Regions from separate parts of the Homo sapiens genome. Here region 2 is linked to region 1. A link is an interaction called in ENCODE POLR2A ChIA-PET data of the cell type or tissue named here. Cell type or tissue: GM12878. All regions are shown on one strand. Links, peaks and the distances in the headings refer to the core of each region. The heading gives the core; the rest is flanking DNA. Region 1 has its middle 10 kb from the start of DENND1A. Region 2 holds the start of LOC105376267 (a long non-coding RNA gene).

The links. Peaks named below come from ENCODE experiments on the same cell type or tissue, not always from the same donor. Only the 100,000 strongest peaks of a DNase experiment are listed, where the experiment ranks them.
Region 2: POLR2A ChIA-PET joins it to region 1 with 13 read pairs; 3 of 35 experiments call an interaction of 5 or more read pairs at or near these places.

The regions. Positions count from the first base shown.
Region 1 is chr9:123,934,399-123,946,667 of GRCh38, reverse strand. No RefSeq gene overlaps it. Among named protein-coding and RNA genes, the nearest start is that of DENND1A, 10 kb to the right of the region's middle. In GM12878, for the core only: no CTCF peak of the experiment used is centred there; a DNase peak (open chromatin) is centred at 5,647.
Region 2 is chr9:123,992,163-124,004,431 of GRCh38, reverse strand. LOC105376267 (a long non-coding RNA gene) reads left to right here and starts at 5,045. Exons shown (of 3, transcript XR_930333.4): 1 at 5,045-5,284; 2 at 5,713-5,784; 3 at 7,313-8,324. RefSeq lists enhancers at 2,976-3,476, 5,600-6,354, 6,434-6,543, 10,800-11,300 and silencers at 4,137-4,206, 4,397-4,556. In GM12878, for the core only: no CTCF peak of the experiment used is centred there; DNase peaks (open chromatin) are centred at 6,421 and 7,591; H3K4me3 peaks cover 2,553 bases; H3K27ac peaks cover 2,132 bases.

The DNA of each region.
Region 1 (12,269 bases), core at 2,541-10,540:
GCATGAGGGACCTTGCCCGGCTCATTCTTGAGATAAGAGCTGTGTTAAGAACCTGGCCTGCCAGGGTAGGGAGTGGGACATGAGCACATTGTGAATTAACATCATGGAACAGCTGAAGAATTCAGAATTTAGTTCTTCCTAGCTGTGAGTCTGAACTCTGAAGAAAAGTATATATGTGTGTGTGTTTGTGTGTGTGTGTGTGTGTGTATTTTATATGTGTGTGTGTGTGTGTGTGTGTGTGTGTGTGTGCAGAGAGAGAGAGAGAACCATTGTAGGTACACGTTAAATAGTATCATTTGTTGGTTGATTGTTAATGTTCAGGCACAGAGGAGGGGAGGGGTGGGTGTGTATTTCATTTTTGCATATGCTGTTCTCTCCATGGAATCCCCACCCCGACTCCTGCTCTTTTCGTTTTCAATGAACAAGTATGTTTATATGTTGAGCATTTACTACACACCGGGCACGTGGTGGTGGCTGGGTCCCTGCCTCCTGGAGAAAACAACAAGGTAGGTGCTATTTTCCAGGTTCCATACAAGCTGCCTCCCAGACAGAGGGACAGACTTTCTCTGATGTCTTTATGAAATTTGAAACCAAACACGTGGATCCATTTTCCTTTGCCGCTCTTCAGCTAGAAAACTTCTCTTCATTAGGGTGTCAGCATAAACCTCACCTTTTCTAGAAGACACTGATGGGGTTTCAGGACACACTACCCCAAACCTTGGCATTTGAGAAAACAGCAAAAGCAGGAAGATCGCTCTGCCCTTCCCCTCGCCCTTTTCCCTGAAGCAGGCCATAAAAACCTCATCCAAGAGTGCCCTCCCTGCAGCGGGAAGAAAGGAACGTGTTTATCTCTAAAGACACAGAGATGCCAAGAAGAATCTGAACAAACAGGCCTTGCTCAGATTCCTCCAGTGACTACCATGAGATCATATGCTTGTTCCCCAACTGTGCTTCTTCTCAAAACTAAGTGTATGGATACTCTGTCGCCAGGCTGGAATGCAGTGGCGCAATCTCCGCTCACTGCAACCTCCGCCTCTCGGGTTCAAGCAATTCTCCTTCCTCAGCCTCCCGAGTAGCTGATATTACAGGCACCCGCCACCACGCCCAGCTAATTTTTTATTATTTATTTATTTATTTATTTATTTTTGAGACGGAGTCTTGCTCTTTCACCCAGGCTGGAGTGCAGTGGCGTGATCTCGGCTCACCGCAAGCTCTGCCTCCCGGGTTCACACCATTCTCCTGCCTCAGCCTCCCAAGTAGCTAGGACTACAGGTGTCTGCCACCATGCCCGGCTGATTGTTTGTATTTTTAGTAGAGACGAGGTTTCACCACGTTAGCCAGGATGGTCTGGATCTCCTGACCTCGTGATCCACCCGCCTGGGCCTCCTAAAGTGCTGACATTACAGGCATGAGCCACCTCGCCCGGCCCACATAAAACATATTAAATACATTTGTGTGCTTTTCTGTAGTTAATCTGTCTTTTGTTATAGATACCTCAGCCATGAACTCGGCAATGGGAAGGAAAGATATTTCTTTTCTCTCCAACACCATTGACAGTCACTGCCAGAAGTCAGGTCCCCGGTTACCAGTTTCCTTCATATCCTGGACTTCTCTCTCCTCTGATTCATCAGGCTTGCAACTGTGATTATTTGTTACGCTATTTATTTTATTTATTTACTTTTTAAATTTTTTTATTATACTTAAAGTTCTAGGGTACATTTGCACAACGTGCAGGTTTGTTACATATGTATACATGTGCCATGTTTGTGTGCTGCACCCATTAACTCGTCATTTACATTAGGTATTCCTCCTAATGCTATCCCTCCCCCCTCCCCTCACCCCACGACAGGCCCTGGGGTGTGCTGTTCCCCACCCTGTGTCCAAGCGTTCTCATTGTTCGGTTCCCACCTATGAGTGAGAACATGCGGTGTTTGGTTTTTTGTCCTTGCGATAGTTTGCTCAGAACGATTGTTTCCAGCTTCTTCCATGTCCCTACAAAGGACATGAACTCATCCTTTTTTATGGCTGCATAGTATTCCATGGTGCATATGTGCCACATTTTCTTAATCCAGTCTATCATTGATGGACATTTGGGTTGGTTCCAAGTCTTTGCTATTGTGAATGTTACGCTATTTAATATCATCCCTTCCGCTAGACTGTAAATGCCATGAGGGGAAGGTGTGTGTTTTTTCACTTTAATATCCCTCAGCTCCCATTGCTGTGCAATTAGCCTTCAATAGAAATGTATTGAATGAGGAAACAGGCAGAAGAGAAAGCATTCTGAGGGCAATAATGTAAAATAAACAAACACATGCATTAAAAACCTTGTCTTTCTCTTTCTTTCTTTCTCTCTCTCTCTCCCTTCCTTCCCTCCTTCCCTTCTTTCTCTCTTTCCTTCCTTCCTTCCTTCTTTCTTTCCTTCTTTCTTTCCTTCCTTCCTTCCTTCCTTCCTTCCTTTCTTTCTTTCTTTCTTTCTTTCTTTCTTTCTTTCTTTCTTTCTTTCTTTCTTTCTTTCTTTCTTTCTTTCTTTCTTTCTTTCCTGACACAGTCTTGCTCTGTTGCCCAGGCTGGAGTGCAGTAGCACAATCATAGCTCGCTGCAGCCTCAAACTCCTGGGCTCAAGCCATCCCCCTACCTTAGCCTCCCCAGTAGCTAGGACTACAGGTATGCAACACCACACCCAGCTAATTAAAACAATGTGTTTTTTTTTCTTTTTTTTTTTTTTTTGGTAGAGACAGGGTCTTGCTATGTTGCCCAGATTGGTCTCGAATTCCTGGCCTCAAGCAATCCTCCCGCCTTGGTCTCCAAGAGCACTGGAACTACAAGTATGAGCCATTGCACCAGGCCTTGTCCTTCTTTTTGAGCAGCTGAGATGAGAGGGCAGGGCTTTGGCAAACCAGATTGAGCTCAATCTTTTGGGGCAAAACCAAGGAAAGGAATAATAATATTATTAATAATAATATTTTATTATCCAGTCACTCAGGCTGGAGTGCAGTAGTGTGATCTCAGTGCATTGGAGCCTTGACCTCCTGGGCTCAAGCAATCCTCCCATTTCAGCATCCTGAGTAGCTGGGACCACAGGTGTGCACCCCTATGCTTGGCTAATTTTTTTGTGTTTTTTTTTTTGTAGAGATGGGGTTTCGCCATTTTGCCCAGCCTGGTCTCAAACTCCTGAGCTCAAGCCATCTGCCTGCCTTGGCCTCCCAAAATGTTGGAATTACAGGCATGAGCCACTGCACCCAGCTGGGATAATTATTTTTCTCATCCACTTCTTGTTGCTTGGGGGTGCTGAAGGCAGCTGAACATAGGGTTTGCCAGGCCCATGAGGGAAGCCCCTCAGGGTCTCTCTGCTGGAGGCTGGGCCCCCCAGGTCTGCACCTCTGTCTAGGGTTTCATCTCTGTCACATCTGTTTCCATCCCCACCCCTATGCCCCACACCTGAAAATCTCCTGTCTGTTTTTGTTTTTTGCCAAGTGTCTTACCTCTCCTGGGAGGGCCCAGGGCCCTGTCCCCATTCAGAGGCTGGAGACCTGGGGCTGGACTTGCCAGCAGACCCCAGCCAGGCCACCATGCTCCTCCCCCAGACCCCAGTGTGGCCTTGATTTCTTTCTTCAAAAGCTATGCTGGCTAGGCCACGCAAGATCCAGCAACAGTTCCCACCAAACTCCCAAGCTGACTGCAGACATTTGTGCTGTCAACAGAATTGCAGAAAATGCAATTCGTGTTGTTAATGAGCAGCTTGTTTGGGTAAACAAACCAGGTGAGGTGAAAAAAGTGATGCTCTCCAGCAGGAAACACAAGCGAACATTAACCAGATGGAGAGCCGCGCGCTTCCACACACTTCCTATTCCGGGAGGCTCTGGGTGGCTGCAGCGGACATTCCTGGCACTGCCTGGGACCTGGGACGCTGCAAGCCTTCTGCCTGGCCTGAATCTCCTCCCAAAGGGGAAGAGCCACTTTGTACCCGGCACCGCCCTGGGCCTGGCACTGTGCCTCACGTCTTGCCTGGCCTGAGCCTGGTTTATCATCAATCCTCATAGCACCATACAAAGTACATGTCACAGCTGGGGAAACTGAGGCTCCAAGATAAGGAAGATGCTTGCCCCAAGTCAGGATGGTGGATTTGAGCCCAGGTCAGTCCAGCCTGATTTCTCAAGTCTATGGTCTCACCAGTGTCCCACACCCCCCTTGCCCTTGTCCCCTGCCTCACCCTCCCCTCTCAGCCTCAAGGAGGCCTCCGTGGCTGCCACTGACTGTCTCCTCCCTCAGACTGTGCAGCTGAGGACATTTTTAGCTTCCCACAGAGGAGATTCCCTGACTATCTGGTCAGGACAGCACAGCTTTCTTTCTTTCTTTCTTTCTGTCTGTCTTTTTTTTTTTTTTTTTTTTTTTGACACAGAGTCTCCCTTTATTGCCCAGGCTGGAGTGCAGTGGTACAATCTTGGCTCACTGCAACCTCCGCCTCCTGGGCTGAAGAGATTCTCATGCCTTAGCCTCCTGAGTATCTGGGGCCACAAGCACACGTCACCACGTCTGGCCAACTTTTTTTGTATTTTTGGTAGAGACAAGGTTTCCCCATGTTGGCCAGGCTGGTCTCAAACTTCTGACCTCAAGTGATCCACATGCCTCGGCCTCCCAGAATGCTGGGATTACAGGTGTGAGCCACTGCGCCTGTATGGCTTTCTAAAAGTTGCACAGGTAGATCTTTGACTAGCTTCCTCATAACAACAAAGTCTGTGTGTGTGTGTGTGTGTGGGTGGGTGCACGTGTGTGTATGTGTGTGTGTGCACAGCCATCCGTTTATTCCAAGAGGAACGGCTTGTCCCTGGAAAATCAATAATTTAGAGGCATTCACAGTCCTCACATAATAAGATGACTACATACTCTGTTTTGTTAGCCTCAGATCATTCAGGAAAACACACACACACACACACATACACACACACACACACGGATGGATGTGGCTATATTTTACAACCATGAATGATATGGGTAATTGCAATGGCTAAATCTGTCTCCTATACAGACAGGGCCAGGAAAAGGGAGGTTCAATTCTACATATGTTTCTGGCTCGCTCTCTGCATTGCTCAAGAAAAAAAACCTACATCACATTCATATGTTATAATGCTGTGAGTTATTTTCCCCTTAGCATTCAAGGGTAAAGAGTCCATTAAGCTGTCATTGGCCACATAACCAGCAGGAGAAGTCAGGGCAGACAGTTTGGCTTTAGCTGCCCTGGAGCACACGTGCTCTGCCTCAAGAAGAACACTCGATGGTGTCTGTGTGCATTTGCCCTAGAAGCAGAAATCAATTACTCCAACGGCTATTAGAGGGATGATCTGGTTGGGCAGGCTTGCTGTGATCGCAGCCACTGTTCATTCTGGAGTTCCTTATATGTATTGTATCTTTTTTACTACCAGAGTCTTAGAGAGAGAAGGAGGCTGTCACAGAACCAGAACATGGTACCTGCTGGGGTTTGAGGTATGAACTTTCCAGCTCCAAACCTTATGCTCTTAACCACTAGGCTATCCTGCCTCAGCTGCAAATGTCAGTGGTTTACTTCATACCCAACATCATGGGAGCTCCCAGCTTTTGAAGGGCCACATATTACATGTCAGGCCCCATGGATGATCTCATTTCATCCTCACCACAACCCTATAAGGCAAGCACTTCTATGATCTCGATGTAATAGCTGAGGAGACTGACGCTTGGGAAACTGGAAGGGACTTGCCCAAAGTCCCCTAGCTCAAATGCAGCAGGTATGTGAACAAAGGGAGTTGGTTTTCCACTCTGCTAAGCTGCCATCCGGCTAGCAGCACAGGCCCAGAAGCAGGGGGAGCTTCCACAGGCAGCTGCCTTTGCTGAATTCAGAACAGCCTTCACGGAGCAACCCAGCTCCTTCCTTCATGGAGGTGGAAGCCTTTCCTTTGAATGAGCCAATTATTTTCAGCAAGGTTGTTTTTATTTTGTTTTGTTTTGTTTTGTTTTTAGACAGAGTCTTGCTCTTGTTACCCAGGCTGGAGTACAATGGCGTGATCTTGGCTCACTGCAACCTCTGCCTCCTGGAGTCAAGTGATTCTCCTGCCTTAGCCTCCTGAGTAGCTGGGATTACAGGCATCTGCCACCATGCCTGGCTAATTTTTTTTTTTTTTTTCAGTAGAGACAGGGTTTCACCATGTTGGCCAGGCTGGTCTCAAACTCCTGACCTCAGGTGATCCACCCACCTCAACTTCCCAAAGTGCTGGGATTACAGGCATGAGCCACCGCGCCTGGCCTAGAATGAGCCAATTATTTTCAAAAAGCAAAAAATAATTTATGCATATTAGCTAATGAGGATGCTGTTCAGGATATTTTTAGCTGAGTGGAGAGAGAGAGAGACGGGAGCTTGGTAGAACTTGTTTTGGAAGAAGAGGAGAGACAGCTTGGGAATCAGGCCTTAGCACAAGCCTCAGCTCTTACCACAAGCCTCAGCTCTTACCACTTTTGGTTGGGTGACATGAAGTGGGGTTGGAAGCAGGGATCATCTCTCTTCTCTGGAAGTGTGTATCATAGTACCAATCTTCCAAGAGCATTGTCAAGATTGAAGATAATGTGAGTAAAACACATAGTCAGTAGTCACCAGCTGTACCTATGATAATTATTCATTTATCAAATATTTATTATTGCTGAGCCTTCAGTGTTTACGGATATAACCATTTTATCCTCACCACCATCCCATGAAGTACTAGGTTGGTGCAAAGGTAATTGCAGTTTTTGCCATTAAAAGTAATGGGCTCTTAATCTCTACTCAGACGCTAAGGTAAGTCAATCACTGTCACTCATTTTGTGTGCCTTGATTTGCGACATAGGAGAAATACTGGGACAAAAGCTTTAGAATTCACTGGGTGCGGTGGCTCATGCCTGTAATCCCAGCACTTGGGGAGGCTGAGGCGGGCGGATCACCTGAGGTCAGGAATTCGAGACCAGCCTGGCCAACATGGCAAAACCGTGTCTCTACTGAAAATACAAAAATTAGTCAGGCTTGGTGGCAGGTGCCTATAATCCCAGCTACTCAGTAGGCTGAGGCAGGAGTATTGCTTGAACCTGGGATACGAAGGTTGCAGTGAGCCAAGACCACACCACTGCACCCCAGACTGGGCGACAAAGCAAGACTCCATCTCAAAAAAAAAAGCTTTAGAATTCAAACAACTAAAATTTCTACTAACAATTAAAACACAAAAATGGTTATGTGAGGTGTCTCTCTAGAAGGGGCAATTAAAATAAATAAGATACACGCACATGTGTGCAAGCGTGCACGCATGAAAAAAAGTATAAAGAAAAACTTTAGCAGAGAGTCCAAGAGTCCAACACACTTTCAAAATGTTAGAGCCGTATGGTGACTATTTTCAAAATGGAAGAGAACTGGGCCTCTGGAGTTTAGGCTTGGGTCTTGCCTAAAAGACTGAGCCAATCAGGTGGAAATGGGAACAGCCCCAGGGGAGGGGGTCCTAGAAGTCCTGACAAGTAGAATTAATATCCAAAGTGAGTTGGGAAGAGTCAAGGTCAGGCCTGGGAAAACAAGGCATGTATCAAATCCTAGAGATGAGGGAGAAGGAATGGCCAGGTAGGAGGTGCGGAAGCAAGTTCAAGCACACAGAGGTCCTTTTACAGGGTGTCCAGCCTGAGCCATAGTAGATAAGCAAGGTGGCTGAAGAGGCTACACCAGGCCAGGTTCTGAACTGTGTCTGAACTGTGTCCCCAACACCAAGCATGAGGCACCAAGTACAGAGTGAGCCCACTGGAAATGTCTGCTGAATGCTCTGCTGCCAGACTGGGGAGAGAAATGTGGAGCAAGAAAGTCCTAATCACAGGACCTGGCACACAGGAGGGACTTGGAAGAAGGGTGAATGGATCGTTCATGACACCTTGCTTGGGTCTTCTAGTTCAGCCAACCAAATGCAACCTAAGTTCCACTGACTGCCCCTTAGGAAGTCAGCCTAAGCCAGTGGGATGCAGGATTCAGAGCTGAAGGCTGGTGACACGTGAGGGAGAAGCAAGCAGGCTGCTGAGGCCCTGTGGGTACTCATGGGAATGCCATTCATACTGGCATCTGGGTCAGGCTTAAGTCAGTGGTTCCACACCTGTTCGTGGATCTGCATCACTTGTGGAATTTGTTAAAACACAGCGCTTCTTATCTCCCTTCTGAAGTAGAATTTCCAAGACTGGACTCTAGACGCCATGTTACAGACAAGCATCACAGGTGATACTGGTACACACAGCTAAATAGGGGAACCAAGGCTTTAAACCATGAATTCTCTCTGGCCGTTCTTAGAATTCAGCTTTTATTGGTCGGTTGGTTGGTTGTTAAGAAGACAAATATATAATAGTTAACATTGAGCCATTGCAATAAGATTAATCATGTACTTCCCATGCATTAACACATTTAACTTTCACAATGATTCTATGAGGAAGGGACTATTCTTTCCATTTTACAAATAAGAAAACTCAGTCTGAGAGAGGTTAATAATTTTCCTAAGGTCTCACACACACAGCCAGGCAGTCTGGCTCCAGAGCCCATTCTCTTAGCTTCCATGAGAAGAGACTTAAGTATATCACTTTAAATCCATGTATAGGTCAAGTGTGGTGGCTCACGCCTGTAATCCCAGCACTTTGGGAGGCTGAGGAGGGCAGATCACCAGAGGTCAGGAGTTCAAGACTAGCCTGGCCAACATGGGGAAACCCTATCTCTACTAAAAATACAAAAATTAGCTGGGCGTGGTGGTATGCACCTGTAATCCCAGCTATCTGGGAGGCTGAGACACAAGAATCGCTTGAGCCTGGGAGGCGGAGGTTGCAGTGAGCTGAGATCATGCCACTGCACTCCAGCCTGGGCGACAGAGTGAGACTTTTTCTCAAAAATAAAATAAAATAAAATAAAATAAAAATAAGTCCATGTATAGTCAGGAGAAGAGGGGACTGCAAAGAAATTACATGTGCTATTTATTCTTGTTTTGTATTTTTTAACAATATAGTACACTATATACAATATACAATATAGTTATACTATATTAGTTATACTAACAATATAGTTATACTAACAATATAGTTATTACTAAGAAAAATAATGTTTGATGAATTAATGAATAAATCAGTGAAGGAAAACCACAGCAAGATAAAACATTGTATCTTAGGGAACTAACCAATGATCCCAGAATCAGGAGTTAGGCCATCTGAGCTAAGTTTTCATGGCTTGCTGGCCATTAGATCTCAGGTAAGTCATTCAAGCCTGCTCTGTATCAGAATCTTTTTATTTTATTTTATTTTATTTTATTTTATTTTATTTTATTTATTTAGCCTGTTGCCCAAGCTGGAGAGCAGTGGCAGAATCATAGCTTACTACAACCTTGAACTCCTGGGCTCAAGCGATCCTTCCACCTCAGCCTTCAGAGTAGCTGGGACGACAGGTGTGGACCACCATGCCCGGCTAATTTTCTTTTTAATTATGTTTTGTAAAAATGAGGTCTTGTTGTGTTGACCAGGCTGGTCTCAAACTCCTGGCCTAGAGCGATCCTTCCACCTTGGCCTCCCAAAGCACTGGGATTATAGGCATGAGCCAGCATTTCTGGCCAGAATTTTCACTTTTAAACCACGGACAATAGCTCTCCCTGATTATTGAGCAGTTGGGAAAATATAAACTATTAAGTATCTGCAAGGTAGTTGATATGGTTTGACTGTGTCCCCACCCAAATCTCATCTTGAATTCCCATGTGTTGTGGCAGGGACCTGGTGGGAGGTAATTGAACCATGGGGGCAGGTCTTTCCCCTGCTGTTCTCATGATAGTGAATAAGTCTCACGAGATCTGATGGTTTTATAAAGGGGAATTTCCCTGCATGAGCTCTCTCTTTTTGCCTGCTGCCATCCATGTAAGATGTGACTTGCTCCTCCTTGCCTTCCACCATGGTTGTGAGGCTTCCCCAGCCATGCGGAACTGTAAGTCCATTAAACCTCTTTCTGTTGTAAATTGACCAGTCTCGGACATGTCTTTATCAGCAGTATAAGAACAGCCTAAGACAATGGTATTATTAACAATAGTAAAATAATGAACATCTATCCAGAGAACAGGTGAATGTCCAGTCTGGGATTACTAATCACAAATGAGGAAAGGCTCAGGCACTCATACTTAGTTCTCAAAAGGAGATAATGAGTCTTACTTATCTCATACACACAAAAAAATTACTCAAAATGGATCAAATACCTAAATGTCTAAGAGTTAAAATGATAAAACTCTTAGGAGAAAAGGAAGAGACTTCATGACATTGGATTTGGCAGTGATTTCTTGGATATGACACCAAAGGCACCAGCAACAAAAGAAAAAATAAGCTGAACTACATCAAAATTAAAAGCCTTTCTGCATCAAAGGACACTATCAACAGAGTGAAAAACCAATACACTGAATGGGAGAAAATATTACAAATCATATATCTGATAAGGAATTAACATCCAAAGTATATCAATAACTCCTACAACTTAACAACGACAAAAAACCCAATCTGATTGCAAAATGGGCAAAAGACTTGAATAGACATTTCCCCAAAGAAGATATACAAGTGGACAACAAGCACTTGAAAGGATGCTCAAATCACTAATCATTAGAGAAATGCAAATTAAAACCACACCACAGTGAGATACCACCTCACATCCATTAGGATAGCTATTAGGAAAAAAGAAAAAAGAAACCCCAAACCCCAAAATAACAAGTGTTGGTGAGGAAGTGGGGAAATTGAAACCCTGGTGCACTGCTGATGGAAATGTAAAATGGGGCAACTGCTATGGAAAACAGTAGAATAGTTCCTCAGAAAATCTTAAAAGAATTACCACATGATCCAGCAATTCCACTTATGGGTATTATCCCAAAGAACTGAAAGCAGGGTCTTGAAGAGATATTTGTACACTCACGTTCATAGCAGCATTATTCACAAGAGCCAAAAGGTAGAAACAACCCAAGTGTCCATTGGCAGATGAATGGAGAAACACAATGTGATCTATACATACCATGAACTACTATTCCTTAAAAAGGAAGGAAATTGTGACATATACTTCAGCTTGAATGGACATTGAAGACATTATGCTAAGTGAAATAAGCCAGTCACAAACAAATAATGTACAATTCCACTTATATGAGGTTATATGAGAGTGGTCAAATTCATAGGCAGAAACTAGAATAGTGGTTGCCAGGAATAAAGTGGAGGGAAGGGAGGATGGGAGGGGGAGTTGTTGTGCCATTTCATGGGTATAAAGTTTCAGTTTGGGAAGATGAAAAAAGTGCTGGAGGAGGATGGTGGTGATGGATGTATAACAATGTGAATGTACTTAATGCCATTGAAATGTACACTTTAAAAATGGTTACAGTGGTCAACTTTCTGTTATGCACATTTTACCACAATTTTTAAAAATGTATAAAAAATAGAAGGTGAGCAAATGCACCAACTGAATATACTAAGTTCAAATTTAAGAAAGCACTTCCCAAATCTTGTTCTGTGGCTTATTATTCTTGAGGAATGTGCCTCAAAATAAGGGTTTTGTGGTTGTTTAGTTATTTTTTCAAAAAATATTTACCGGTCACTGCCTGCGTGCTAGGCTCTGTACTAGATGTTGAGAAGTAGGTATGGACAAACCTGATGTGGTTCCTCTCTTTATCAATTTGACCATTTAGCAGAATAATATTCCCATTCATTGAAAACCAAATATAGAGCAAGAAGCTTAAATTCTTCATTTTGTTTTATCTTTGTAAAGTGGGTATTATCATCCTCTTATTAAAGAAGAAGAAACCAAGGCTCAGAAAATTTAAGTAACATTCTCCAAGTTCACCCAACTAGCAACCTGGGTCCATCTGGCTCCAGAGTCACAATAACCAAAAGAAGAAAGCAATCCAGGATGGGCGCCGTGGCTCACGCCTGTAATCCCAGCACTTTGGGAGGCTGAGGTGGGCGGATCACAAGGTCAAGAGATTGAGACCAGCCTGGCCAACATGGTGAAACCCTGTCTCTACTAAAAATACAAAAATTAGCTGGGCATGGTGGCACACGCCTGTAGTTCCAGCTACTCATGTGGCTGAGGCAAGAGAATACCTTGAACCCGGTAGGTGGAGGTTGCAGTGAGCTGAGAAGTGAGCTGAGATTGCGTCACTGCACTCCAGCCTGGTGACAGAGTGAGACTCAAAAAAAAGAAAACAATCCAAAAGTCCATCAGCTAAAACCATTGAAATGTACACATTTAAAGTGGTAAATTG
Region 2 (12,269 bases), core at 1,447-9,446, 59 kb before region 1:
GCTGTTTATAAAAATATTTTAAACAAAAAAAAATGCATTCTCCAAATCGTCATCTTTTACAAACTCATTTCATTCCTTCTGTACAGTAATTCAAGCAGCAATTAGCAAGTCTTTTAATTAATGAACTATTCCCTGTATGTCACCAAGGTGCCTGCAGCACAAATGTCCTCCTTCATAGGTACCAGCAGATGCAGTCGATAGTTTGTCCCCCAAAGCCTTAGAAGCTGACTACCTCGACAGCCCTAACACTAAAAAAAGGATGTGAAGAGCCAAAGGCAAGGCTGGAAAGCAGAGAACAATTTTCAGGAAAGTAGCCATGGAGAGTATGAATCCAGAGAAAGGGAAAGACAGGAGAAAGGGAACCAGCAGCAGAGGGGAGAGGCAGAATATGAATGTCTAAAGACATCCATGGCTAAAGAAAGGCACAGAAAGTTTCTGGCAAAGGTGGGATCATCTCTGAGCTTCAGCTACGTTATAAAGGTACCTTACATCCTAATGCTGATGATTTACACATTTTTAAGAGCCTCAAACCTCACTGTGGCTTGTTCTTTTAAAAGCTTCCTGCTTTGTTCAAAATACTGCTTATCTTTGGTATTGTCAACAGCTCTGCTCTGGGAGAGATTAATTAAGTGATAGGTCAGACACAATGAGGTGAAAGGGCATGTCCACCCAATCAGGACTGATTCATCCGTTTCTAGGTGGATCAACTTTTTTGAGGGATGCCAATTTTGGTTCAATTTCCAGGGGGTTTTATCAATAGGGATGCCTCAGCTCCTCTGGTGAGGGGCACTTAGCTGGTAAAGACTGGTCTGCAGATAGAAAAATCAAAAATCTTCACTTTGTTTTTTTAAGATGTGGAAACAAAACATAACTATCAATTGTCTGTATGCTTAAGTTTTACCGATCTGGGAGAAGGCTGATTTATTGAATCCTTTTACAAAATACAAAATAGCTAATTGGGTGGTTATAATTAAGATTGCTACGCACCACAAAAAAAAAAATAAAAAGTTCGCTTTCTCTCCTCCCCCCACTGTTTTTCATTGCCCTTTTCTTTCAAGTCCACTTTTAATTTCTAGAAGGTAATATCAGAGAAAAATAGAAAAGAGAGAGAGAATGAAAAAGAAACAGAGATTTTCAAGATGTCATCTCTTGATGGTGGAGAGACAGAGAATGAAAAAGAAACAGAGAGATTTTCAAGGTGTCATCAGCTTAATTTTTCCAGACCAATTAGAGGTTACCTTTAAATCTCCATCCTTCACCCCCTCCACACCTTTCTAAATAGATCTTTAGACTAGTGAGAAATTAGTTCATTGGGAAGGGTCATGTGGTTGGCTTACCAGGTTCCTAACCAGAAGGGTTTTAGGGACCTTAGACCCACTCCTAGAAATGGCACCCTCCCCATCTCTCTGGCAGTCTGGATCAAAATTGTGGTTGCAAAATTGTGTGTGTGTGTGTGTGAGAGAGAGAGAGAGAGAGAAAGAGAGAGAAGAAAACTCCCAGCCTGTGAATAAGGCCAGGCTCAGGTAAGGTGACTATTATTGGCAGACCCCAAACAAAACATCTGGAATATTTTTACTCTATTTTTGAACACTCTTGAAAATGAGCCTCACATTTTCCAAGGTATTTTGGGGGCAGGGAGGAAGTATGGGGGTGAACAATGGTTTGGGTTTATGCAACTGACCAGCCATTTCCCCTTCTCCAAAGAAATGTAGAAGGCTAGTTTCTTAACTATCTAGTTGTTTAAATCATCTGGGATCCATCTATATTTATAAAACTGAACAGAAATACTTAACAGCCTGATCAATAGCCATTGACCGTCGGTGCACCTCGCACCCTAACATGCACAGCTTGATCATGTATATTTGATCATTGAAAAATTCAAAGCATCTTGCAGCAGTGTATCAAGCTTCCCATAAAATAGTCTGCCTCTTTCTGTGGTCTTAAAAGAGTGTGTTTTTCTCTCTCCTGCATTTATCTATCTATCCACCTATTTATCTACACACACACACACACACACACATTTCCCTTCCTGGAGAATTTATTGCTCATATATTTGATGAAGAACAAGGTAATTAACTGCCTGCGAGGCTGTACATCTGGGCGGCACTTCATATCCATTGCAATAATAAAACACTTTTTTCACATTTTAGCAAAAGAAAGGCTAGTCCTGCCCACAGATTCAGAGGACCCCAGAGTCTCTGCCTGCAAAGTCTCCTTGTTATAAATCCTGCCTCCCTCTTAAGTGATGGCAAGCACAATTGCACCAAGGGGCACTAAGTTTATCTGTGCAAAAGCATCACTGGAAAAGCTTGTCCCTTCTCAGAGCTTCAGCATCAGCTTGTGGGGGTTTGAAACAGACACAGCTGGCTCCTCCATCCCCAGCCTGCTTGGCAGCAAACCGGGGCAAGAGTCCAAAGGACTGATCCTGTGAGGGGCCACAGGTAGAAGAGATATATTTTGGGATCCCAAGGGTTGTTGTCTTGAGCATGTGTCGCTAAGAACTAATTACTCCCAAAGGACCCGATCCTGCAGATTTTTCTGATATTCTGGGGTCAAAAAATGGATTCCAAGTTTCTCCAGAAGGTATCCCAGATCCATCCAAACTACTCCAAGATCCTGGGCAGAGGAATACAAGCTGGCACAAGCGTGCTCCAAGCCCCCAGCACAGTTCTTATAACTCCAACCTCAGAGACCACCCCTACCCCCCCTACCCCCAGCCAGCAAAACAAATTACCTGCAGAACCTCCCATCTCGGGAGTCCCCTGCTCTGTATTCCCGACCGTGCCCCGCACAAATTATTCGGGGCCCTTCCTTTTAAAAGCAGCAGCATCTGGGCTGAGGCTCCCTCCTTTAAAGGGTGGGGGGAGACTTCATATGATAATATGTGTAATATGATATGGAATGACAGAATGCATGACAGTTGCCCATAATACAGAGAAGTCAGTCAAAGGACAGAGGGGACATTTGGATAATTACCATCTATTGGCTAGTCAATCACGCGAACAGAGAGAAACTGCACAAAACCCACAATGGAGTTGGGAAACAAAAGAGACCCGAGCCAGACTCAGGATTAACCGGTCTAAAGCGATCTAAATGCTTTTGTATCTGAAGAACTGAGGCTCCCGGGTTGCCCCCCCCACACACACACCAACAATCCCAGGGAACTAATTGCGGGGATCAGAGTTAAAGCTCTCTCCCTCCTTTCCCATTTCTCTTTGTAGACTGCTCACCACGCAGAAAAAAAAAAATGATTTCTCTCTCTGTGTTCATTAAACTATTTTAAAGTTAAAGAGGTGGGGGAGGGGGATAGATGTAGCCCCTCAGTCCAGAAGCTGGGATTCCTCTGCCGTCGAAGAGGCTGGGACAGTCTCGGTTGGTCTCAATTCTTTGTTTCAGGGTAAAGTCTTCCTTGCTTGCCCCGTGGAAACAAATGCCCCTTGCACCTGGGCTGCGGCTGGGCAGCTGCCCCTTTCCTGCGGGCTACTACGGATTGCTGGTGCCCTGCTTTGGGTGAGGAGTCCCCACAGCTGGCCCCTGCACTAGAAAAACACAAGGTAGATCCCTCCAGCTGAAGACAAATTGATCTGCACAGCCAGGATTATGGGGGTGAAGGGCAGCATAGGAATGGGTCTAGCCTTGGAAATGGGAAAGTGAGCCACAGAAGGTGGTTCCAAATTGTGGGGAGAGAGAATTTCCTTTTAAACTGGGGAGTGAGAAAGAGGAAGAAAATCCTTCTAAATTGGAGGAGGGAGGGGATGTGCTTAATTGGGGAAGAGGAATGGGAAAAGACTCCTGCTTGAGAAGAAGGGTGGCAAAGAGGTGATTCCTCAAAAGAGACACTGGAAAATAATGTCTATAAAATTTTAGGGATTCGGAGAGGATAGTGACAGAGGAAGAGAATTCCTTAAAAGAGAAAAAGATCTGGACAGAAGATCTCTGTACCTGAGCGTGAGACTCCCCCACGCTCCAGACAGAGCGGCAACTGCCAGCCACTTGCCACCAGGTCCTCCCTTTGACAAGCCCAACTCGCCCAAAGCCCTCCCGGCCCGACGGGGCCCTCCCGTGCTCCCGGCTCAGTGGCAGCGGCGGTTCCCGGTCCGGGTCCGCGGGTGCCTGCCGTGGCCCTCCCCGCACCACGCGCAGCCCTCCAGGCCCCCGGGGCGCGCCGAGGCGCTTCCTTACCTTGGTGAGTCCTCCGCAGCGGGTGTGGCCGGCTCTGCGGGCGGCCCCGGGCCAGGGCCGGGGGGCGGGGGGCGGGGGTGCCGGGCTAGGGGGGAGCGGCAGGGTGAGGGCTGGGGGCGCGGGCACGGTGCCCAGCGGGGGTGAGGGGGCCGTTGGCAGCCCCAGGGCCCTCGGGCGGGCCGGGCCGAGCCGGAGGAGGTGCGCGGCGCGCGGGGCCGGGGAGGGGCGCCGGGGCCCGGGCCGGAGGGCGGAGGGCTCCCTCCTGAGGCGGGCGGGGTGCTCCAGCCTGCGGGGCCGGCCCGGAGCCGGGCTAGGCGCGCGGGAGGGAGGCCCGGCGCCCGGGGAGCCGAGGACTGGGCGCGCGGATCAGAGGGGCCGTTTTTCTTGCCTCGGCTGACAAATCAATCAGGGCCAGCCGGGCGCCGGGAGCGGCCACCCGGGCTGCGGCGCGCGGCTCCCCGCTCGCCCCGCGTTGCCAGCTGCCGGCCGCCTGGAGTGGGCGCGGGCCGCGGCGCGGGCTGGCTGCGGTCATTAGGCTGCGGGCGCGTGCGGCCGGGGGCGGGGGCGGGGGCGGCGGCGAGCGCCGGGAGGGGGCGGCGCGGCGTCCCCCGCGTCCCCCGCGTCCCCGGCCTCCCCACCCCGCCCGCCGCCGTCCCGCGCCCGCTAGCGCTCGGCGTCCCCCGCCCCCCGCTCCGTGGCTGTCACCGGCCGGTCCCCCCGGCCGTCCCCGCCCGCCTCCCCCTGTCTCTTTCCATCTCCCGGTCTCCGCGGCGTTTCTCTGCCTCCTTCCTCGCCTCTCCCGGCCTCTCTGGCTGTCCCCGGCTCTCTTCCTCACTGCCTCTCTCTTTTTCTCTTACCCCTCTCTCCTCGGCTGCTCTCACCACTTCCTCCCTCCCTCTCCGGCTTCCTTCTACCTCCCCTCACTCTCCCCCCTTTCTCGCCTTGCTCAGGGGGACTCGCTATCTCTTTCTCTGTCTCTCCTTGGAACAGCGGCCCCCAAAATGCAACTGAAGCCATTTCCCTGCTCTGAGACCTCGGACAAGTCACTCCCCGCCAGGGCTGCAGTTTCCTGTCTCTAAAAGGAGTTGATGAGCAGCTCTAGGTGGGGTGGCGATGGGGGACGCAGGAGGTGCCCCGTGCCTGTGGTCCCCTGTTGAAGTTCACGCCTCCTCAAATGCAGCGGCCACCCAGCGCTCGCTGGGTGCCATGTGTGCCCCACAAAACACCTTTCCTCAGCCTCGAGGACAAGTACCAGAGGCCAGTTCCGCGGGAAAAGTTAATGGTGGTTTCCTCCAGGGTCCCTAAAGCCCCTCCTGAAAAGTGACTGTGGTTCCCCTCCCCCTGTCCTCAGGTTTTGAGTGGGCACAACCTAAGCTGGATCTGATAGGCCCTGTCACCTGCTGGTTCCTCCCTGGTTGACACCAAGCAGAGGGGCAATGCTCTCTCGCTGTCCTTAGACCCAAGCAGGAGAAAAATCTACCCTCCCTCCTTCCCTCCCCATTCCCCATCACACCATGATTGGCTTTTAAGCTTCAGGGATGTTTCCCGGACCGAGTGTGGCTTCAGAGTCAGAGAGATGTGAGTTCAAGACCACTTGCTTAGGTAAGTCACACTGCTCCAAGTTTCAGTTTCTTCATCTGTGAAATGGGAGCAATAACCACCTCTTTTTCAGGATTGCCATTGAGATCATTCGTGGAATCCATAAAGTGCCCAGCCCACAGGTTATTTATTCTGTCCAGCTTTTATTCAAGCTTTTTGCTTAGCACTGAGGAAACAGCAATTCACGAGGCAGGCATGGTCTCTGCCTTCATGCAACTTGCATTCTAGGAGGCAGACAGACTGTGGACAGCAATTACAGAATTTCATGACAGTTATACAAGTGCCATGGAACATATAGAGTACGATAAGACCAGATATCCAGGGAAACTGACCTGGTCTGGGGCTCAGGAAGGCCTTTCCCAAAGTGTGATGACATCGAAGCTGAGACCTGAAGTCAATTGGGGCACCAGGATTGCAGTTGGTAGGAAGTGGGCAGGGGGTGCTAAAAGAGGTGGTGGAGGGAGAGCGTTCCTGGCACGAGGGAGCAAGGCCAGCGCGAAAGCCGGAGTGGCCGGTGTGGGGTGGGGAGCGGGATGAGGCTGCAGAGGTGGGCGGGGCCAGGCGTGGGCAGGCAGTGTCTTGTAGGCTGTGCTGGGAAGTCCCGGCCTCAGCGCACAGAAACTGCTCTCATGAACCCTCAACCACATGAGTCCCGATTTCCCCTTTTCTGAGCTGGAAGGAAGAAGCCAGGCCAGCATGCAGACTCATTCTTTGCCTTTGGTTATTCCTGGGGGCTGCCATCTCTTGTCCTCTCCTTTGCTATGTCCCAGCACTGTGCACCCAAAGATGTCATTGCCTACTATGACAGCCATGCCCCCACCCGAGGGCCTCCCTGGCAGCACACACTCAGGCTTGGTTTCTGTTTGTGCCCTTAAAGTCAGGCCCACAGGAGGCATCGTCCTTGGCCACTGATCCCCTGTTGTGTGCCAGGCCCTGTGCTGGGCATGGCCCCTGTCCTCACAAAGCACTCCTTTTTCTGGGAAGACACTTTTGAGCACACAGGGATGCAATGACCATGATGAAGGAGTCTCATGGGGGACCTGAGGCATGGGGCTGGAAGCTCTTTGAGGGCAGGTCCATCGTGTGTTTTCTCACCTCGCATCATCATCAGGGTGTGGCACTGTGCCTGGCACCAAGGCAGACACTCAGAAACACGTATTTGGAGGATGAAAAAGAAAAGTGGAGTTTAAACATAGAAGGATGAAGGCTCAGTAGGAGCTCAGAGAGCCACAAGAAAGGGGGAGGAGACCTGCCTCTGAAGCTCTGTAAGGAGGAGGCAAAGGGCTCTGTAGTGGGAGGGAGCTGATGCTTCTGGGGCTCCTCCTCCTGGGGCCAGGCAGGTGCTGGGCACTTTTGTGCAGTTCCCTGGGCCAACCTCCACAGCGCCCCGCCTCGAGGGCACCATTGGCCCCACTTTTCTGTTAAAGCGCTAGGGTCCAGAGGGGTTGCGTCACAGGCTTGAGGTCACACAGCCAGTAAGAGCCTGCGCCCGGATTTGAACCCTGGTCCGCCTGCTCCTCTTTACTAAAAGGAGGAAGCAAAAGAGGAGGAGAAGGCAGAGGAAGGCGACGACTGAGAACAAAAGAAGAGCAGTGGCAAAGGAGTGAGCTCCATGAGTAATTTTTCAACTTAAAAACAATTCCCATTTCCCAGCCCTGCGGAGGCAGGCGCAGCGGATCTGAGGCGAGGCCGGCCCTCTGACTCGCAGGAGCCTGCCAAGGGGCCCCGGCAAGCTGCTTCAAAGTCGGCCTCTTCAGCACAGGCGCTTTTAAACTTCACACGGGAAACTTTCCAGGGCTGACTTTTTGCACTTTGTTTCCAAATCAAGAGATGGGGAAGTCCCTCTCAGCCCAGCGGGGAGGCGATCACACTGCGAGACTTGCCCTAGGGTTTTTGGCTTGGCACTGAGCTCCTCAATAGGGCAAATGGGCTGATCCCCAGATGTAGGGGTGTGGGGCCCTGTCCCCTGCCCGAAATGGGTTCCCAGGAAGAATTCAGGGTGTGGGCTTGGCAGCCAGTGCCCCCCTACCCCCCCTCCGTCCCCAGGGTCCCCAGGGGGGATAAGGCCTCTCTTCCTGTATCCTCCCAAGTCTGTTTCTACCTGGGTTCCAGGTGGCTTTTGTGGACAAGATGCGACCACCTCATGAGGATCAAGATGTACTCCTTGCTCTTCTCTGCACAGCAGTCTCAAAACTAGGCTACACCGTCTGTCTCCTCTGGTCACCATTTTGAGAGGCAGCAAGGGTCTTCCTAACCCTCAGCTCCCTCTGATTTTTGGAATTCAGATTTGGATTTTGGATGTACATCAAGAGGCTGGCTCCACGCATTTTAATTAAGTTGTCTTTTTTCATTTATTACTAATACACTCCTCTTAACTATGATTTATTGGTTAAACAAAGCACCATAAGCCGTCACTTATTCATCTTAATTTCAACAAAATTAAAGTAGTCGCTGTTAGATTGCACCTAATTGCACTTGCAATGAAAAGAACGGAGATGTTAATCAAAATAAATTGAAGATAAACAATAAAATCATTACATCTTTGCGGTGGTAAGTGTAACTAATCAGTTTTGACTCGAAGTGACCGAGCAGGAATAATGAATGTGTCACCGAAGGCACGCTCATTAAGGGAGGCTGCCGGGACCTGGTCCTCAGGGCAGCAAACAGCCACCCTGCCCATGTGGCTCTGAGGGTTCCTGCCTCCTGGGCTGGGCAGAGGGACCCCAAGGAGTAAAGTGATTCAGGAGGAGGCTCAGAGAATGGAAGCGAGTCATGGATGGGGGTCTCTGAGGCTGCCCTGCTACAAAGGGGTCCTCTCACTCTGATGGGAAAGAGGTCCCAGGCTCGTTACTGGACAGCCCAGGAAACCAAGGATGGGGTGAAGGCAGCTGGAAGACAGACAGACAGCCCGATATCCAGGGAATATAAACAGGCAGATGCACTGCAGGGTCACAGTAGAGAAGAGTCAAGCATTAAGAGACAAGGAGAGCTGGGTGCGGTGGCTCACGCCTGTAATCCCAGCACTTAGGGAGGCTGAGGCTGGTAGATAACCTGAGGTCAGGAGTTCAAGACCAGCCTGGCTAACATGGTGAAACGCTGTCTTTATTAAAAATACAAAAGAATTAGGCAGGCATGGTGGCGCACACCTGTAGTCCCAGCTACTCAGGAGGCTGAGGCAGGAGAATTGCTTGAACCTAGGAGACAGAGGTTGCAATGAGCCGAGATTGGTACCACTGCACTCTAGCCTGGGCAACAAAGTGAGACTCCATCTCAAAAAAAAAAAAAGAGAGAGAGAAGGAGAGTTGGGCACAGTGGCTCATGCCTATAATCCCAGCACTTTGGGAGGCCAAGGCAGGTGGATCACTTGAGGTTAGGAGTTTGAGAACAGCCTGGCCAACATGGCTAAACCCTGTGTCTACTAAAAATACAAAATTAGCTGGGCATGGTGGTGCACACCTGTAATCCCAGCTACTCGGGAGGCTGAGGCAGGAGAATTGCTTGAACCTGGGAGTCAGAGGTTGCAGTGAGCCAAGATTGTGCCATTGCACTCCAGCCTGGGTGACAGAGCGAGACTCTGTCTCAAAATAGAAAGAAAGGAAAGAAAGAAAAGAAAAAGAAAGAAAGAAAGAAAAGGAAAAGAAAAGAAAAGAAAGGAGAAAGAGACAGGCAGAAGAGCAGTGAGGGAAAGGAGTCTGGCCAAGGCCAGAGATGGACAATCAGACAGGGACAGACAGAGAAAGGAGCTGCAGAGGGAGGGAAAGCGAGGCAGCTCTGACAGTGATGGAGGAGGGACGGGGAACCAGCTGAGTGAGGAGAGGGAGGCAGAAGAGAGAACCAGGCCGATCTGCAGAGGTGGAGGCTGTGGGTCATCATTCAATCATCGCTCCTGTGAGGACTATACATGCACATTTTCATTTGGAGCCAGTTAAAGCTCGGGAGCTTTCAGGTTAGGATTCTGGGGACACAGCAGTCCTCAGCAGTCTGGGCAGGTAAACGACTGTCAGGATGGAATCCCTGGACTGGGATCAGGAACACAGGGGGAGTGATCATGAGTACTGAGGCAGAGGGCCACCTGGAGGACTCCTGGGCTCATCCTCCCACCACAGGGCTTTCATAGCCCTTAAAGGGTCCAGATGGGGCTCCTTCCTCATGTCACAGGCCTCTGTGCCAGCCTTTGGGTTGCTGGCCTGGACACCAGATGCTGTGCAGAGTTGCTCTGGCTGAGGCTGCCTTAGCAACACCCTCTTTCCAGTCTGGGAAGATCCAGAATGTGGGCAACTTCGGGAAATGGGAAAATCAGAAGATACATCCTGGTAGGACTGGGGGCAGAGACCAGGAGAGACAATCTGAAAGATAAGTATTTTTTGAATACCTACCAGGTGCTTAGCCCTGGGCTGGACCTGGGAAATACAAAGATGACCCTCTAGTCCCAGCTACTGGGGAGGCTGAGGCGAGAGGATCACTCAAGCCCAGGAGTTTGAGGTTACAGTGAGTTGTGATCACACCACTGCGCTCCACTCGAGCCTAGGTGACAGAGCAAGAGACTCTGTCAAAAAAATAAAAAACAAATACACAGATAAATCAGATATGACCTTTCTCTACCTCAGTTTCCCCATCTTTAAAAGTAGGGTTAATAACAGAACCTACTTCACATATTTATGATGAGGATTAAATGAGTTAATGCTTGTCAAGAGCTTAAATGGTGGTTGACCCTTGGAAAGGGCTTTATGTGTTTGTTAAAAATAAAAATAAAGTAAGTCTCTGCCCTTATGAAGTGCAGAGTTCAGTCAAGGAGACAGACTCGTTAGCAGTCAAGTTCTGTCGAAGGGGTGAAGGATGCTCTGGGGCCCAAAGTGGAGCGAAAGCCTCCAGCGAAGCAGGAGGAGTAAAAACTAGTCAGATCAGGGCTCGGGGAGGGGAAAAGAGTGGTCCAGGCAAAGGGGACCATGCAAAGGCACATAGGCAGGAAAAGACAGGATATGCCCGGGGCTGTCAAGCAACTTGGAGTTGAGGCTGAAGACCAGGGACTTAGATCTTGATAAGCCTTGGCAGGGACGATGGAAGAGCATTTGGAGGGACATGCTGGGGTTTTTTTCCTGGCTGCTCTGCATGCCTTTACTATATTTAGGGTGGGACTTTGGGGATTGCGTCCTACTCCTTTCCTCCCCTTCTTTCCTCCCAGTCCAGTGGTTCTGGTAGAAGCAGTTCCACCAGGACTCCAGGGGAAGCGGCATGTGACCCAAACCTAAGCCAATCCGTGCATTCCACTGCTGTGGCCACAGTGATTGGCTGAGGGACTGGCAATCCGGCCCAATGGCAGCCCATCCTGGGCTTTGGCTTGAGGACCTGGGAGAGGTCTTTGATCCCTTCTGCTGGTCTCTAATCTGACAGGATGTAGGGGCTGGGGCCGCTGTCACGACCTCAAAACCATGGGGCTTCTGAGACCGAAGCCAACACAGCAGAAGGCAGCAGCACGGTGGAGCGAAATGAGTTCCAGTGACGTCGTTTGAGCCCCAAATCCAGCCGAGATGAAGCCAGCCCTAGTCCCTGGCCTTTTTGAGTTTATGATCCAATAAATTCCTTTTTGTTTAAGCCAGTTTAGGTTGGGTTTTCTGTTACTTGGAACAGAAAGCGTTCTAGCTGATACAGGTTTCAAACAGGAATGCAACGCCGTCATGTGTTTTAGTAATGTCACTCCGGCAGCCGCGGTGCAGCAGAGGGACTGGAGGGAGTGAGGTTGGAGGCAGCCACGCCAGTGGGGAGGCCGACGTGGTCATCCCAAAGAAGGCTCGTGACCAAGAGGAAGCAGAACTAGCAGCTCTGGTCTCCGCCGCTGGATTCGCTTCCTGAGGATGCCGTAACAAATCGCCATGAATTGGGTGGCTGAAAACAAGAGAAATTTATTTTCTCATGGTTCTGGAGGCCAGGAGTCCAAAATCACGGTGTCAGTAGAGACTTCCTTCTGAAGGCTGTGAAGGATAATTCTTTTTTTTTTTTTTTTCTTTCTGAGACAGAGCCTTACTCTTATTGCCCAGGCTGAAGTGCTGAAGTGCAGTGGTGTGATCTCGGCTCACTGCAACCTCCACCTCCCGGGTTCACGTGATTCTCCTGCCTCAGCCTCCTGAGTAGCTGGGATTATAGGCACCCACCACCACACCCGGATAATTTTTATTTTTATTTTTGTACTTTGAGTAGAGATGTAGTTTTACCATGTTGCCAAGGCTGGTCTCGAACTCCTGAGCTCAGATGATCCTCCCTCCTTGGCCTCCCAAAGTGCTGGGATTACAGGCATGAGCCACCACACCTGGCCTTTTAAGAGAGAATTCTCAACAAAGAATTCTTCCTCCAGCTTCTGGTGGCTCCATGTGTTCACTGGCTTGTAGCTGCAGCCCTCCAATTTCTGCTTCCATCTTCATGTGGCTTTCTTCTCCTCTGTGTCTGTGTCTTCTCCTTGTCTGTCTCTTATAAGACCACTTGTTATTGGATTT